2 separate regions of the Homo sapiens genome follow, and region 1 is linked to region 2. A link is a loop called in an ENCODE intact Hi-C map of the cell type or tissue named here. Cell type or tissue: stomach. All regions are shown on one strand. Each heading gives the region's core, and the rest is flanking DNA. Links, peaks and the distances in the headings are about the cores only.

What was found. Peaks named below come from ENCODE experiments on the same cell type or tissue, not always from the same donor. Only the 100,000 strongest peaks of a DNase experiment are listed, where the experiment ranks them.
Region 1: a loop joins it to region 2, with 2.8 times the contacts of the local background. A loop is called at or near these places in 12 of 110 quality-filtered maps.

Annotation. Positions count from the first base shown.
Region 1 is chr13:26,943,076-26,951,404 of GRCh38, forward strand. No RefSeq gene overlaps it. Among named protein-coding and RNA genes, the nearest start is that of USP12-AS1, 180 kb to the right of the region's middle. In stomach, for the core only: a CTCF peak has its summit at 4,040 (motif pointing right); a DNase peak (open chromatin) is centred at 4,086; H3K27ac peaks cover 1,500 bases.
Region 2 is chr13:27,965,289-27,973,617 of GRCh38, forward strand. It overlaps CDX2 (caudal type homeobox 2), which reads right to left and starts at 4,027. Exons shown (of 3, transcript NM_001265.6): 1 at 3,178-4,027. The coding sequence starts at 3,718. RefSeq lists enhancers at 494-1,185, 1,186-1,877, 3,262-3,953, 6,030-6,677, 6,678-7,324. In stomach, for the core only: no CTCF peak of the experiment used is centred there; DNase peaks (open chromatin) are centred at 3,233 and 3,933; H3K4me3 peaks cover 3,175 bases; H3K27me3 peaks cover 8,000 bases.

The DNA of each region.
Region 1 (8,329 bases), core at 249-8,248, 1.0 Mb before region 2:
CTCCTTGCCCCCTTTGAAACACTTCTTCCCTGATGCTGTACTCTTTTGGGTTCCCCTCACCTCTCTCAGTCTGTTTGAGGACTGGCTTCCTCTCCACCACTGCAGATATTGACAGGGAAATCCCTGTCCCTTAATTCCTAGGTGCAGACATTCTAAAGTGAGACCTTTGGCAATAAAAGATTCTAACACTGGGTATTAGCAAAACAAAGAGGGATGGATGCTTTGGCCAAGGTGATTGGGTGAAAGGGCAGACGCGGTGTTGAATGTTTGGACTTTTGAGAATTTCGACTTTTAGTGCCCATTTTTTTCCTATTATTTTCGCATATCTTTTGGTCTTGGGGTGTCCTTTGCTTAGAAAGCACTTAGGAATGTGAAATGGGAAAGAGAGAGGCTCAGAACAGTGACCCAGAACCAACAACCAAGAAGCCTGGGAGCTATGGTCCTTAAGAGAAAGAAAGGAAAGACATATTATCCTCCAGCTGTTCAGCCTAGCTTACTAGGGTAGGAAGGAGGCAGGAATAGAGGGAAAATGCCATTATCAGGAAAAAAACACTGGCCATATGGCCAGGTGATCTGCAGTGCACTCTCCCTGCAGAATCTCAGCCTTGTAGACGGGCCCTAAAGACTTTTTTTTTTTTTTTTATGAGCCAAGATGGAAACTTACTGAAGGTGCAGCGTTTTGTTTCTTTCATCTTTTGAGAATAATTATGCTTTGCTATTCTTTTTGTCTCTTTACTCCCTACTCTGTTTCTTACATTCATTGATTTATGAAAATAATACTAACTGAGCATTATCTACTCCAGGCGTCCTCAACCACAGAAGTCATAGTGGTGATTAGGGCCGGCATGACCTGGCTTCTCTTCCTTCCTCTCCTGCCAAGCTCCACGCCTGATTCTATTTCCATTTCTAGCTCCATTTCTCCCCCATTCAAATCACCCCATCCCTCTCCCTCCCTATGCCTGTAATGCACTTTTCACCCAATCAGCACATACATATTGAGTGCCTCTGGTGTGGCAGACACCAATTGGGTCCTGGAGTACAGCAGTGAACAAACAAATAAGTTTCCATCTTTCAGAGGCCTCACACACTAATGACCCTGAAGAACCTAGACAGGTCAGATCTCAAAACATAGTAAGCACCAAAGACAGTTCACTCCATATTCAGATTGATTTGGAAAACAGAGTGAGCTGACCTCCAGGCTGGGGAGACAACTTGGTCCAGCTATTGGGGACTGCAGAGAGCAGAAGAGAAGCGTGTGTGTGTGTGTGTGTGTGTGTGTGTGTGTGTGTGTGTGTGTGCGTGCGTAGGAATTTCCCTTCTTGAGAGACCCTATCAAGTCACTAGACTGGTAGAACAGATCAAAGACAGACATAATATTTCTGGTTTTCAGGAAGACCATTTCATAATATTTCAGGGAGAATGTTATCGTCAAGATGAAGTAATTTGGATTGTGTATGATTCAGGTAAGTGTATTAATAGCTGCATCTGTCATATCCAAAGACTGTTGATTAAAGGATTAATGTCTATTAAGAAATAAAATTATTTTTCCATTTGGTCATTGAGTTCTGTCTTTGACACTGTTCTGATACACACAATTTCCAAAGATGTCAATGAAGACAACCTATATACCAGCAGGCGACATACCTGTGGATGGAGCCACAGGTAGGCCCCAAGAAAGATGCCTGTGCCACTTCTTCAACATTGTACAGCAGGTTCTAGTCAGAGCAGTTGGGTAAGAAAATCAAATAAAAGCAATTGGAGGGTAAGAAATATAGCCATCTCTGTTCACAGATTACATGATCTTGTATACAGGAAATTCTAAAAAATCAACTAAAAACTAATCAGACTAATAAATGAGTTCAGCCAAGCAGCAGGATACAAGATAAGAGGCAAAAATAAATTGTATTTCTATACATTTGCAATGAACAATAAAAAATGAAATGATAAAAACAATTTTAAAACTTAAAGAAGATCTAAATATATGGAAAGACATCCCATAGTCATGGATCAAGAGACTTAATATTGTCAAGATGACAATACTCGCCAAAGTGATCTACAGAGTCAGTGCAATCTCTATCAAAATCCCAGCTGACTTCTGTGCAAAAATTGAAAAGCCAATCCTAAAATTTATATGGAAATTCGAAGGACCCAGAATAACAAAAACAATCTTGAAAAGAAGAACTGAGTTGAAGGGCTCACAATTCAATTCCTTATTTCAAAACTTACTGCAAAGCTATAGCAATCAAGACAAAGTGGTACTGGTATAAAGCTAGACATAAAGGTCAATGAAAAGGAACTGACAGTCCATAAATAAAGCCTCACAATTACAGTTAATTGATTTTCATCAAGAATTTCAAAACAATTCAGTAGAGCAAAGAATGGTGTTTTCAACAAATTGTGCTACAACAAATGAATATCCATATGCAAAAGAATGAAGATGTACATTTATCCCACACCATACACATACACAAACACACACACACACACACAACTCAAAAGGGATCAAAGACCTAAATGTAAGTGATACAACTGTAAAACTCTTTGAAGAAAGCATATGACTAAATCTTCATGACCTTTGATTTGGCAAAGGCTTCTTAGATATGAGACCTAAAGTATGAACAACAAAAGGAAAAACAGATAAATTGGACTTCATCAAAATTAACACATTTGTCCTTCAAAGGACACCATCAAGAAAATGAAAAGACACCTATTGAAAGGAAGAAAAATTTTGCAAATCATATATCTGATAATGGGATTGTATCATATATCTGATAAGGGAATTGTAAAGAACTCTTTGCAACTCAATAACAAGAAGAGGAACCACTTGATTCTAAAATGAGCAGAAGACATGGCTAGGCATTTCTCCATGGAAAATACACAAATGCCCAGCAAATACATGAAAACATGCTCAACATCATTAGCCATCAGGGAAATGTGAATCAAATCATAATGAGCTACCTCTTCACACCTACAGGATGGTCAGATTAAAAATGACAACAACAGCTGGTGACAATGTGGGGAAAGAAGCGTCAAAATATTAAACGTAGTTAACATTTGACCCAGTAATTCCATTCCTAGGTATATGCACACACAAAAAATGAAAACAGGCTCACACAAAAACTTGCACATGAACGTTCATAGCAGCATTATTCAAAATTGCCAAAAAGTAAAAACAGCTCTAATGTCTATCAACTGACGAGTGCATAAATAAAATGTAGCACATTCATACAAAGGAATATATTCAGCAGTAAAAAGGAAAGAAATACTAATACATGATAAAACATAGATGGGCCTTGAAAACACTAAGCTAACGAAAAAGGCCAGCCAAGAAAGACCACACAATCAAGTGATTCTGTTTATATGAAATGCCCAGGATAGGCAAATCCACAGAGACAAAAAAGTAGCTTAGTGGTTGGCAGGGCCTAGGAGAGAAGGGGAGATCGAGGGGTCACGGCTGAAGGGTATGGAATTTCCTTGGGAGGAGATGAGGGTGTTCTAAAATTGTGATGATGGTTGCACAACTCTGTGAATATAAGAGCTAAAAACTATTCAATTGTACACTCTAAACAGGCGAGTTCACTGGCATATGAATTACATCTCAATGAAGCAGTTATGAAGAAGAGAAAGAAGGAAGAGAAGGAGAAAAGGAAGGAAGGAAAGAAGGGGAGGAAGAAAGAAAGGAGAGAGATTCCTGCCCCAAAGACCTTCTTAAACTAAAGACAGTTGGAGAACACACTCTAGGCTCAGATGTGTCCTCATTGTGTCCGTGGGTAAGATGAATAGTAATTAACTCTCCTGCCAATGTCCCCTGCCACAGCTTCCTCTGAGCAGCAGGGTCTGGGACAGGCAAAGGGAACAAAGACTGTATCTGCCATGGCCTCTATCACTTCAGGGCACAATGCTGACTCTAGTCCCCCAAGTAGTATAAAATACTTTTGATAGAGCATGACTTTTTACCTACGCTTGACCAGAAATGGATCCCTGTGTAACCCTGTGTACAGAAATTACTAATCCTAGCTTTAGGATGAAGTTGCTATTGGTACAAATAGCCACAAGATGACAGTGTCGTCCTACTCAAATTCTTAACACAAGGCCCTGTCCTCAGCTCCTCTTCATAAGAGGTGTAAATGAAGTGATGCTAGTTTCCTGCCCTTCTGAGAACACTAGGCTTGAATTGTATTTGAATCAATTTTTTTTTTTTTTGAGACGGAGTTTCACTCTTGTTGCCCAGGCTGGAGTGCAATGGCATGAGCTCGGCTCACTGTAACCTCCAACTCCAGGGTTCAAGCAATTCTCCTGCCTCAGCCTCCCAAGTAGCTGGGATTATAAGCATGCACCACCACGCCCAGCTAATTTTTTGTATTTAGTGGAGACAGCGTTTCACCATGTTGGCCAGGCTGGTCTCAAACTCCTGACCTCAGGTGATCCACCCGCTTCGGCCTCTCAAAGTGCTGGGATTACAGGCATGCACTACCACACCCTGCCATGAATCAATTATTATAAAATAACTATTAAAGTATTAGCTAAATGAGAAGGAATCATGCTTAGGATTAAATAGCCCTTCTTTATTAAACCTTCTTACCAAAAATGTGATGGGAAAACTATTCAAGAATGAAAGCAAAGATTGCATTTTGATGGTTTCAACAGAAAAATGGATAAGCATGATATGGTTCATACAAGCAATGGAACATGATTCAGCCTTAAAAAGGAAGGAAATTCTGACACATGCTACTACATGGGTGAACCTTGAGGACATTATGCTAAATTAAATAAACCAGTGCAAAAGGAAAAATATTGTATGATTCTACTCATATGAGGTATTTAGAGTAGCCAAACTCATAGAGACAGAAAGTAGAATGGTGGTTGCAGGGGCTGGGGGAAAGAGCGGGGAGTTGTTTAACGAGGACAGTTGCAGTTTTGCAAGATGAAAGAGTTCTGTAGATAGTGGTGATGATGTGAATGTATTTAATGTCACTGGTGCACTTAAAAATGGTTAAAATTGGTAAAGTTTATGTGATGTATATTTTACCACAATATTTAAAAAGTAAGTTACTTTTAAAAATTTTCAGAATCATTTTTTGGGGGAGCATTGAAAAGTCCTCAGATGAGATGGTCACTCCCAGAATGAGGCAGAGAAGCGGGAGGGGAAGAGGGTGTCTGGAGAAGGGTGGGCACAGGCCCACCAGCCCAAAACATCCCTCCCCACCCTTTGCTGACCCCGCTCCTCTCGAAGCTTCTGGCCACCCTGCTGCTCAGCAGCTCAGATCCAGGTGGCTGAGGGCCACTCTGGATGAGTACAGGAGTCACCAAAATTCACATTTGGGTAATAGCTTGAGTCAAAAGGTGCTGAGAGCTTCCATTAGGACTGACCTCTGGAATGGGCCCCTCACCGGGCCTGCGTCCACCCCACTGCTGTCCTCTGGATGAAAACTAGCAGTTAGGTCTACAGGGTGATGCTTCCATTGAGCGCTTTTGTTCCCTCCGGCACTGTTGTCAGAGCAGATGACACCCCTCACCCCTCACCCTCTGGAAGCTCAGGGTGGTCCCTCCAGTGTCTCTAGGCCCTGGAGTCACACACTGGCCCCTCCAGGCTCAATGGCCCCTGGGGCCCTGTAAAAAGGAGGTAGGCTCTGCAGTCAAGGTGACCTTTCTCAGCTGCAATTTTGATTTCCCCTGAGGAAGGCCCCAAGGAATCCAGGGCTGTGTAAGGAATCCTGGCCCTTCATGCTGGGAGCCAGGATTAAGAATTCCTATACACAGGGCTGCCTAGTTCCATGTCTAGTCAAGGGCAGGTAGAAAGGCACACCCTATCAAAAGTATCAACCAGGCCCAATGGCATGAGCCTGTAGTCCCAGATTCTTGGGAGGCTGAGTTGGGAGGATCATTGAGCCCATGGGGTGAGGCTACAGTAAGCTGTGATTATGCCACTGCACTCCAGCCTGAGTGACAGAGTGAGACCCCCCATCCCAAAAAAAAAACAAAAACAAGTATTTTCATTATTTGTACTGTGGGGGGCGGGGTGGCAAAGTCTGTGTGTGATGATGGTGGATTTGGGACGGTGATTGTCCACAGCACAGGTGAAGCCACTATGCAGAGGGAAAAATCTCTCCCAGATGCCCCAGCACACAGGAACACACACTCTCACGCTTGCACACACGCACCACTGGTCATTATTAAATCGATGTGATTAATATGTGCACGGACAGGCCAGGTGCAGTGGTTCATGCCTGGAATCCCAGCACTTTGGGGGGCCGAGGTGGGTGGATCACAAGGTCAGGAGTTCAAGACCAGCCTGATCAACATGGTGAAACCCCATCGCTACTAAAAATACAAAAATTAGCCAGGTGTGGTGGCGGGCACCTGTAATCCCAGCTACTCAGAAGGCTGAGGCAGGAGAATCACTTGAACCCAGGAGGTGGAGTTTGCGGCGAGCTGAGATCACGCCACTGCCCTCCAGCCTGGGCAACAGAGCAAGACTCTGTCTCAAAAAAAAAAAAAAAAAAAAAAGGGTGCACAGACAATATAGAAAGCCCCTGAGGAGCAGATGTTTGCAGCCTCTGTGAAACTATCTGGTATAGAAGCTTTCCTATTTTTCTCTGGGAACAGTGATGTCACAACTCTGCAGAAGCACCTCCAACAGAAGCCGAATCAGAGACCCGGGGAGGCCTGTGCAAAATGCTCTTCTCCCGGGCAGGTCCCAGCCCAGGCTACCGTTAATATGTAAACACCGAGAGCTAGAATGACCAGGAGGCAAAGGGAAAGAGAGCTAATTAGATAAACCTTCATGCTTACAACCCCATTAGTTAATTAAATGATCACTTTACTGTGCAGAAAGTGAGCTGTCAGACTAATCCAAGTGTTACCAGCTTTATGGGGTCCGTGGGCCCTTTACAAGCTTCCTCTGCTCCCAAGTGTCAAATTGGGGCTGTATTGATAGATAAAAGCAACATCGAGCTGCTCTGATTGCGGCCTTTCCCTTCGATATCTTTATACTGTGCTATAAAAGCCTATTATACTTAATTTAAAGAGTGAAAATTGTTGACATCTCTTTCAATTGCTAATCTTTAGGAAACAATGAATGGAATATTATTTGAAAGGAATAAAGTGCTCGCTTTATTGGAGAGTAGTAAAAATCTAATAGTTGGCAAAACAATATGGTGTTTACTCTTCAAGATAGTTGGGTTTATTAGCTTAAGCGATTGAGAGCATTTTACAGTCAGCCTCAGCCCTCTTGTGTTTAGGTTTTACTTGGGTTAGAGCACCCGAGCTTTTATTTGTTGTCGTTGTTGTTGTTTTCCTTTTCTTTCTTTTTTTCTTTACTCTTTCTTACTCCCCTCCTCCCACCTGGAAAAAGATCAAGGATGACACTTTTAAGGAACCCGTTAGCAAATATGCCATATATTCATTGAGCCAAAAAATATCCTGCAAGTGAAAAACATGTTTTGTCAGATGCTAAATCCTTCATGGGTGGAATGTTCTGAAATGACAACTCACCAGGGCAGGAGGCCGGGAGCTCAAAAGTGTTATGGGGTCTGGGAGCCAGGGCAGTGGATCTGTGAGTACGCACTGCCCTGACCCCACCCCACAGCACACACACGCACACACTCCACCACGGAAGGGGAGGGCTCGAGGCTGAGTTAGAGCTTCTGCCAGCCCCGAGAAGGCTCTGGGTCACCTGTGTCCCTCTATTCAGCACAGAGGGCCCACCTGCCTGCATCCTCCACCTCCTGGCGTCCCGGGAGGGCAAGGACTTTAGTACTTGATACGTGATTCAGTTACGTCCTGGGAGCCCAGGAGGGAGCTTAGCACCCAGGTGTTTAATAAGCACTTCTAGAATGAGGTAGGAAGTAAGGAGACACTGAACCAGAGAAAGTGTGACTTTTCACATTTGAGACTTAGGGCTCTTGGTTTTCACACACAGGGTCAGGTATCAGGGGCCCAGCCAGTAGTTCCCCAATCTGAGCGCGTGAACGCTGCTGCACACTCCCTGACTGGGGAGGCCTGCGGAAGGGCCCCAGGAAACACACTTTGTTGTTGTTGTTGTTGTTGAGACAGAGTCTCGCTCTGTCACGAGGCTGGAGCGCAGTGGCGCGATCTCGGCTCAGTGCAAACTCCGCCTCCCGGGTTCAAGCGATCCTTCTGCTTCAGGCTCCCGAGTAGCTGGGACTACAGGCGTGTGCCACCATGCCCAGCTAATGTTTGTGTTTTTAGTAGAGAGGAGTTTCACCATGTTGGCCAGGATGGTCTCGATCTCTTGACCTCATGATTCGCCCACCTCAGCTTCCCAAAGTGCTGGGATTACCGACAGGAACCACTGCGCTCAGCCAAA
Region 2 (8,329 bases), core at 155-8,154:
ATGTAACCACCCTTTCGGTAAACCAAATACAGTACTGGCATATATTTGACACCAAGGGAAAGGGGGCAGGGTGAAGTGGCCGGGATCCTGGAAGCATCCAGATTTCCAGGCCTACCAGAGATGGAAGCCCACCCCGAAAACAGCTGTCATTGTGGGCACATGTTGTAGAGGGGGTGTGGGGGTTACTACTTTGCTTTACTACAAGTGGAAAGCGGGGCTCAGGAGCTGACAAGTCGCCAGAATCATCCCCCAGACACACCAGGCCCATCAGGTGGAATTCTGAGCTGGGCTCTGGCCGAGGGAACAGGCAGAAAACCCCTCCTGCTGGGGACACTTTATACCTGCCCAGACCAGGTTTGGCGTTTGGTACTTTTTCTTTTTTGATCCTCCATTTATTCCTGCTGCAAATCCGGCCAGAGTTATCCTGACCAGTGATCTATGCTCATTGGATTGAGTCAACATATTAAATCCCAGATTGATTGTTTTACTGAAGGGCCTTGACAAATAGTGTCCACAATGTTGGAGCAGGCCCGAGCCTGGCGTCTCCACCAGGTCTGTCTTGGCTCAGCCCTTGGCAGAGCCCTGGCCAGAAGCTGTTCTCTCTGGCTCCGTCCCACTTTTGGGTCTTCTTGCAGCTGAACAGGTTCAATCGCCCAGTGCCCAATCCCACAGAAAGATCTGAAGGGCCTGGGAGTTGCCTGGAGGTGTTTAATGCCCCGCAGGCTGACTTTGTTCAGGTAAAACCCTTTGCAAACCACAACAAAAGCGTCCTGGGAAGATACAGGCCTGATCAGAGGGAGCTCCCCCGAGCCGCTGAAAGGCCAACACAGCCGCAAACAATGCAGGACAAGGCGATCTTATCAAAGAAAAGCCCTTTCAATGCCTTAATAACAACCACATTCTGTTTGAATTACCACTACTGAGCAAATGGCGGCCCCGGCTTTCATCCCCCTCCCCGCCAGGCGCATTAACATAAACACGACCCTGCAGGCGCATTTGAATGGGGCTGCGGCCCCGACCCCGCGCCTGCTATGAAAGTAAAGGGAACTAACGCGACTTTCTCCGCGGTGGACGCTCGGACACGCGTGACCGCCTCAAACCCACTCCAGGCTGCCATTGGTACTCGCCCCTTTTTACAGATGAGGAAATGGAGAATCAGACCGGGTCACGCAGATAGTATCAGGCGGGGTTGGCACCGGAGCCTGGCTGGAGCCACAGAGGACACCTCCGGAGCTGAGGCGCAGGGCAGTTCCCTCAGCCGAACACCCCGGGAGGGAGACTCGCCTGGAAGTGTCTCGGAGCGACCCTTGCTCGGGTGCTGCCCCTTCAGTGTCCCGGACGTGCCGGGCAACGCGATGACCAGACCCTGAGCGCTCTTCGACCCATGCCCCAAGGGCCTTGGAGGCGCCCCACACCCCCTGGGAACCTAGGAGCGGGGCTATGGAGGGGAGGGATGAGAGGGACTTGTCAGAATTCATTATTGACTGCGAAAGTCACCACCCTCTTTCCGGGCCCTAAAAGAGACAATGGCAGGGCTGGGAAGGTGTATATCAAAGCAAGCCAGGCCGCGTCCCCCCCTCCACCCCCACACCTTGACAGATGACGCTCCGCAGAGGAGCCCGGCTCCGGCCCGCGGGCTGCGGCCACCCCACATTAACATCACAAGGGCACCCGGCGCCGACTGCGGCCTTGCCACCTCGGCGCAGGACTTCACAGCGGCCTCTCATCTGCTGACCCCGCGGCCTGGGCTCTGGCGGCTTCCCTCCCGCCCCCTTCCCGGCCCTCACCCCGCGGCCGCTCTCCCGGGACACGCAAAGGTCTTCCTTAGGGCGTGCGCCACCCCCGCCAACCGCGCCCCAGACAGGGGCTGTAGAAAGTGGGTCTTTGGGAGCCAGGATCTGGGAGCCCCTGCTAGGAGAAAGGCGCCTCCTCTAGGAGAAGGGACCAAGCCAAAGCTCTGAGGCTCACCCGAGGCTGATCTGTGGCCTTCTCCCCGGTCGGCGGCATTCCCACCAGGACTCTCCCTAGCATGTGCACAGTGACGCAGAAACCGATGCCCAGAGACAGCCCCCAAAGGGCGCTTTGATTTATACAGTTGTAATTGGCTATAAACTTCTGCAAAGTGCCCATAACCAGCGTGCCTGCCCAATTGGGGCATCAAGGAGCGAAGCAAGAAAAGCGGAAGCGCTGAGGGCTGGGGAAAGACTTTAAAAGGGGCACTCAACTAGGACTCTCCCCACCGCACTTCCTTGCCACCTCTAGGCACACTCGAACACCAGAAGGGGCAGACCCAGAGTCAATGAGCCCCACAGTCCGGCAAACCTAGGATCTTTTTCAGTTGCACACACACACTCACAGACATCCCTGACACCCTTGAAAGGAAGCTTTGGGAGAAATGACCCCTACCTGGAGCGGCGGCTTAATTCCCACCAGGGTTTCCTCCCCGTCTCCCTGCTCTCTCCGCAGACGCCTGCCCCTAGGCTTCTTGCCCCTAGCCTTCCAGCTTTTGCTTGAAATGACCCCTTCACAGGTCAGAGGTTCAGAGACGGGGCGCGCCCCCGTCGCCTTAGCAGCTGGGGCTAGCACCTTCTTCCCAGCGACAGCAGCTCTCCCTGGTCTGCCTGCTCGCTGTACCTTGAATTGGCCCGAGTGGCCAAACCCGGTCCCACACACAGCCTAGCCATCCTCCGACCCCCCCAGGTCACTTCTCTTCTTAGATGGCTCAGATGGGGAAAGAGAGAGCGGAGATAAATGGCCTAGACCTAGCCCAAGAAGGTTCGAGCCTCCCTCTCTCCTCGGCGGCCAGGAGCCACGCAAGGAATGCATGCCGCAGCAAGTGCCGGAGGACGCGATTCTGCCGGCGTCCAGCAGTGCTCACGCCGACATTCCCCGGAGCTTCCCGAAGGTGTCCCGGGGTTGCGAATGAGGAGCTCTTGGAAAGAGGACGCCTGAACACGGTGTTGAGACTCAGAATATTCACTCCCAGGCTCAGTAGGTCAGAGAAGCCCCGACGGGCCAGAGGCCCCCGAATTTGTCTCCGGGCCGTGCCCCTCCTGGCGCCGAGCTCCCAGACAGCCCGGGACGCCCCTGTGCGCACTGGACGCGCGACGCGCAGCAGCCACTGGCTCGACCCGCGCCTTCCCAAGCACCCTCCGAAGGGGCGCAGCCTCTGCTTACCTTGGCTGCCGAGGGACTGCTGCGCCGGCTTCCGCATCCACTCGCACAGGTTCCGCCGCTGGCCGCCGGGAGACAGCTGCTCGGCGGCAGCGGTGGCGGCGGGCCCAGGAGGGCCGGGGTTGAGCGTTTGCAGCAGCCCAGAAGCGCAGGAAGGCGCGGCGGCCGGGTGGTGCGGGTGGTGATGCGGGTGGTGGTGCGGATGGTAGTCTGCGGGGCTGCTGTAGCCCATGGCTGCGGCCGGGGAGCCACCGTTGAGGCCGTGAGCCACGGCGTTGGCGGCGGCCGCGGCGCCTCCGGGCGCGTAGCCATTCCAGTCCTCCCGGAGTGGGGCGCCATACGCTGCCGGCCAGGATGGCCCCGGGGACTGCGCGCTGTCCAAGTTCGCTGCCGCTGCAGCTGCGGCCGCCACGTGGTAACCGCCGTAGTCCGGGTACTGCGGGGGGCTGACGAAGTTCTGCGGCGCCAGGTTGAGGCCGCCAGAGTGGCGCACGGAGCTAGGGTACATGCTCACGTCCTTGTCCAGGAGGTAGCTCACGTACATGGTGGCGAGGGTCCGGGAGCAGACCTCACCATGCTGCCTGGGGACCGACGCTGGAGGCTGCCGGGGGGCACGAAGGGAAAGGGGCGAGGGGACTCGAGGAGCGGCGGGTGGCTGCGCCCCAGCCCGCGGTGCTCCGCTGGCTCCTCGCGGCTCTTCTGCCTCCGAGGCGGTCCCTCCCTCTGGCCTGCCTCCTCCCTCCCTCCCTTTCTTCCTTCTTTCCTCCCACCTCCTTCCCACTAGGCTGCAGAGGCGGGGAAGACCCGCCACAGGCTGGCGTGCGGAGCCCCAGGCCGGCGGCCTTCCGTGATTAACGAGTGTTTACAAGACTCTATTAGTAATGACACAGACACCAATGGTTGGAGACGTCGAGGCGCAGCGCGCACTCTACGCACAACCCCTCGAAACATAATTTGCATTTTAAAAGATAAAGGGGAGGGAGGCTCGTGAGAGGGCAGCGACCTGACACAGCTAAATATTCAAACCTTTATTGTTAAGAGCTTCCTCCTTCCAACCTGGTGCACTTTAACCTCCAATCACAGGTTCAAAGAATGAAATCAAGAGACTTACAAAAGAGAGGGGAAGAGAAAAGGCTATCTTGGTAGGAATCTGAGCTTGGAGACAGGAGCAGTGGTTGTTTATGCATTTGCAGGGAAGAGGGCGGTCAAGAAACTCCTTCTGTCCCAAAGAGAAAAGAAAAGAGAACCATTGCTTTGATGAGAACGTTTCTGACCAACCTGGTAGGTGACAAGCAGAGAGCCCTAAGAGATGGGCCATTCCTTCCCGCCCTGTGCTCCTGGCCCGGACGACTGCAGCCCCAAACAACTGTCACCTCCAGTTATTTTCTTGCCCAAGGAAATTACTCGCCCTCCGCACAAGACAAATTATGATCCTAGATTCAGGCTGCATCTCTGACTTCATCTTACATTTGAAATTTGAGTTAAATTCAAGCGATTTATTGTTAAACGTTTACATTCAAGAATCAGAAGTTTTAAACTACAGAAGTAATGGGCATGTGGTAGAAGTTAGGCTAGTGGTTATTGGCGTGCATAACTGGAGGCGAGCTAGGGGATCGTTGGTAAAGCAGTTTCTTAGGCTGCTGGTTACACAGAATGTCAGTTTGTGAAAATTCATTGAGCTACACTTGTATGTTTATTATACTTAAATATAAGGAAAAGAGAATTTCTGCTAATGCTTACCTAGGTATTTATGTGTCTTACATCATACCTGTATCTTTAAAACTCTCTGTCCTTTACAAAGGGAAACGTTCTCCGAAGAAATTTATTTCTCATTTCCAGGAGATGATAAGGCAACTCAGGGCCATTATTAACGACTGCTAATGAAAAGCTCTGAGTTGAGAAAGGATCTCTCTTGGTTTGGGAAGCGCTGCGGCCAAGGGGCCTAGGGCTGGAAGTGGCCGTCTTGGGGACCGAAGCCGCGCAGCCCGGGATCGGGAGCTGCCCCGACAGGAGCGCGGAGGCGGCGAGATTCGGCCCCCGCGCGCGCCCAGCTCGGTTTCAGCAACCGCGTGGAGTGGGCCTGCGGCCGCCGTTCACCTCCTAATACAAGCCTTTGACAGCGCTGCCAGATTCGGGAATGAGGATCACTGCGGCGAGGCCCGGCGGGCTGGGCAGCCTGACTCGGCGGCTTTGAGCGCTCTCAGAACCCGCGGGCGCTCGCGGCACTCCTGGAGACCTGCACTTGTCTGTTCTCATTGTCAAGCGTTTCGCTCGGATATTTGTCACCATCGCCTTCATCCTGTCATTTCTAGGGTGCTCTCCAGTGTCCTTTATCTCCCTTGAGCCTCACATCCCCCTAGGATCTAGAACAAAATCTGGGAGGTGTTTTTATCCTCCCCATTTTACAGGTGACAACCAGCAACTTGCCTCTGCAGACACCTGAAAGCGATCAGAACTAGCCTAGGGCTGCGGGATCCCCTGTTTTCTGGTTCCTCCCACCCTTCGTGTTTGTAAGGAAGAAGGCTGGAAATGGGGGTGGTGGGGTACTCAGGGGCCAAGGAGCTGTGCACTCAAGAGGTGGGAGACCGAGCTGGTCCTCCTGGGGGACTTCCAGCGCCTGGCCTGGACAGCCGAGTGTCATCGGACTTCCTGAGAAATACAACCGGAAGCAAATTGCAAACCCCGTTACAAAATCCGAATCATTGAGAGAAGGGCAGTAGGGGAGGTCCGCAGACCTGATGGGGTGGGAATGTGGGAGGTTAAGTGGTGGGCACTTCGAACTTTTGATCTAGCAAACATCTTCCTCCTCTTCCTGGAGACACAATTCCCCTTTCCATCCCCCATACCATCCCCGCTCCCAGGCCTGAGCTCTGGAAGCCGAGGCTGAGGCTCCAGCCTATGTCTTCGGAATGCGGGCATTCTTTGGAACAATCGCTTTATTAGGGACAGCCATTCCCTCCGCCCTGCGGTGGCCGCTTCCTGCTTTTTTATGGCCCAGGCTGCCGGCCGCTGGCTAATTGTCCCTGTTTTCCAGCTGTGTCTCTGTGCTGTGCCCTGAAGACGTGGCTCTGGCCTGCTCATCCAACTGCTTTGGGAGTGGCCAGGGCTGCTCTGGCCCCTCAGGTCAAGCCAGGCCTCAGAGCAGGCCAAGCCACAGGGAAGCCCGAGGCTCACTTGGAGTGCTCCAGCCATGGAAAGGAAATCATTGTGAACACGAATGTTTCCCTCATTGCAAAAAATGGGTCTCCTTAGCAATGGCATGGCACAGCTGTGGTCCCAGGGTCTAGACCTGTTCGGTGAGGGGAAAGGAGCTGGTAAATGATGTCCTCGGACAAGCTTCTTAGAATGTAAGCGTCCCCATACATCCTGGTTGCTCTCAGCCAGGAGAGGGCCCAGCTGGGTCCCTGAAAAGGCAGGGTTGTGGGAGCAGTCAGAGAGGGGTAGAAGGTGGCTGACAGAACTCTAGGAGCCTGGTTGTCTTGGCATTTAGACAGCCCTGGCCCCTAGCAGGTTGGTGCCCCATGACTGGCCTCTGGAGATTCGCTCTGCTCAGGGGCAGCCTCTCCAGCTTCTAAGTGCAGGCCTGTGTCCCTGGGAGGAGGCAGAAGCCACCCACATCAAGGCCCCATGCAGGGCTTTCTTAGTCCTAGGCCCCAGGTGCTTGGCGTCTTTCTTAGGAGCCTTTTGGCCTGCACTGAGAAGCCCCCAGGAAGGGACAGGGATGGTCATCCCTAACCCTCGATGCCAGAAGGGCCCTTCTACCCTGTAAGTCCTGCTGCTGGGCCAGAGAAGCCTGTAGCAACTCACTCTGGGAGAGGCAAACTTGTTTGGGAAGCTTGGGCCTGCGGTTGGCCTAGGGCTGAAACTGCAACCCCACAGAGCCAGAGCTAGAGCTGACATCTAAGGGCAGCAAAGGGTGGGGAAAAAAAGAGACCCTGGTAAATGAAGCAACAGTAAAACTGCAGGAGTGGCCACGATCAGGTTATCAAAAGGATGCCTCTGTTACTGACAGAGTAGAGGCCATTCCACATTCTTCAGAGAGGGTCCAGGCATGCAGGATCCTGGCTGGTGGCAAGGGCAGGGGCCACAAAGGGGGTGGGAAGCAGGAGGCTGTTGGAAGGGCGGGCTGCCCCTCCAAGCAGATGAAAAACTCCTGAAATCCAGACATCACTGACACAGCTCCCTCCCTGTTCAAAGGTCCTAATATTTGCTCTGACTAAGGGGACCATGCTCTGCCCGATATTTGTGGCTCCTGGAAACTGGGGAGCCCATTGGCTAACATAACCCAGTTAGGGCAGGCCATCTCTATCCACCTTAGTATGTAGGTTGACTTTCTGAATCTTTTTTAGATCAAGAAAATTGTCCAGCCAGGCACAGGGGCTCACACCTGTAATCCCAGCACTTTAGGAGGCTGAGGCAGGAGGATCACCTGAGCCCAGGATAGCAAGACCCTATCTCTACAAAAAAAATTGAAAAATTAGCTGGGTGTGGTGATATGCACCTATAGCCTCAGCTTCTTGGGAGGCTGAGGTTGGAGGATGGCTTGAACCCAGGAGTTCGAGGTTACAGTGAGTTATGGTTGTGCCACTGCACTGTAGCCTGGGTGACAGAGGGAGACCCTGTCTCTAAAAATTTTTTTAATTTGAAAAAAGGAAAATAAAACTATCCAAATAATATAGTCCTTCTATACCTTGCACAGGAAACTCTTACCTTGCATTGACCTGAATTCCAGGGATAATTAAGGAGGAGTGAAAAGGAAGAGAATGTCAGCTTTCAAAATTATTCAGCTTGGCCATCTATACTGATGTGGAAAAACAGCTCAATCTCTACTTAATTTGGAGTTTAGGGAGTCTTTCAGCCATTGCACTCAATCAGCCATCTACTCACACAAAGAAAGGCTCAATAATGGTTGGTTTGACCCCAACAACCCTGCCTTGCCCTGCCACAGCCCACTCAGCTAACATCTCTGGGAAGGAAATCAATGACATCGTCCTTTCTGTAGGGCCTCCGGAGAGTCCGCCACCTGTCCAGCCCCATCAGGCCACAGTGGATCCCAACATGTCCATCCTGAACAGCAGGGAGGGGCCGCAGCTGCCTACAGCCGCCCAGGCTTCATTCACAGAAGCAGATGTCTCCTTGCCCAGTGGAGTGAAGC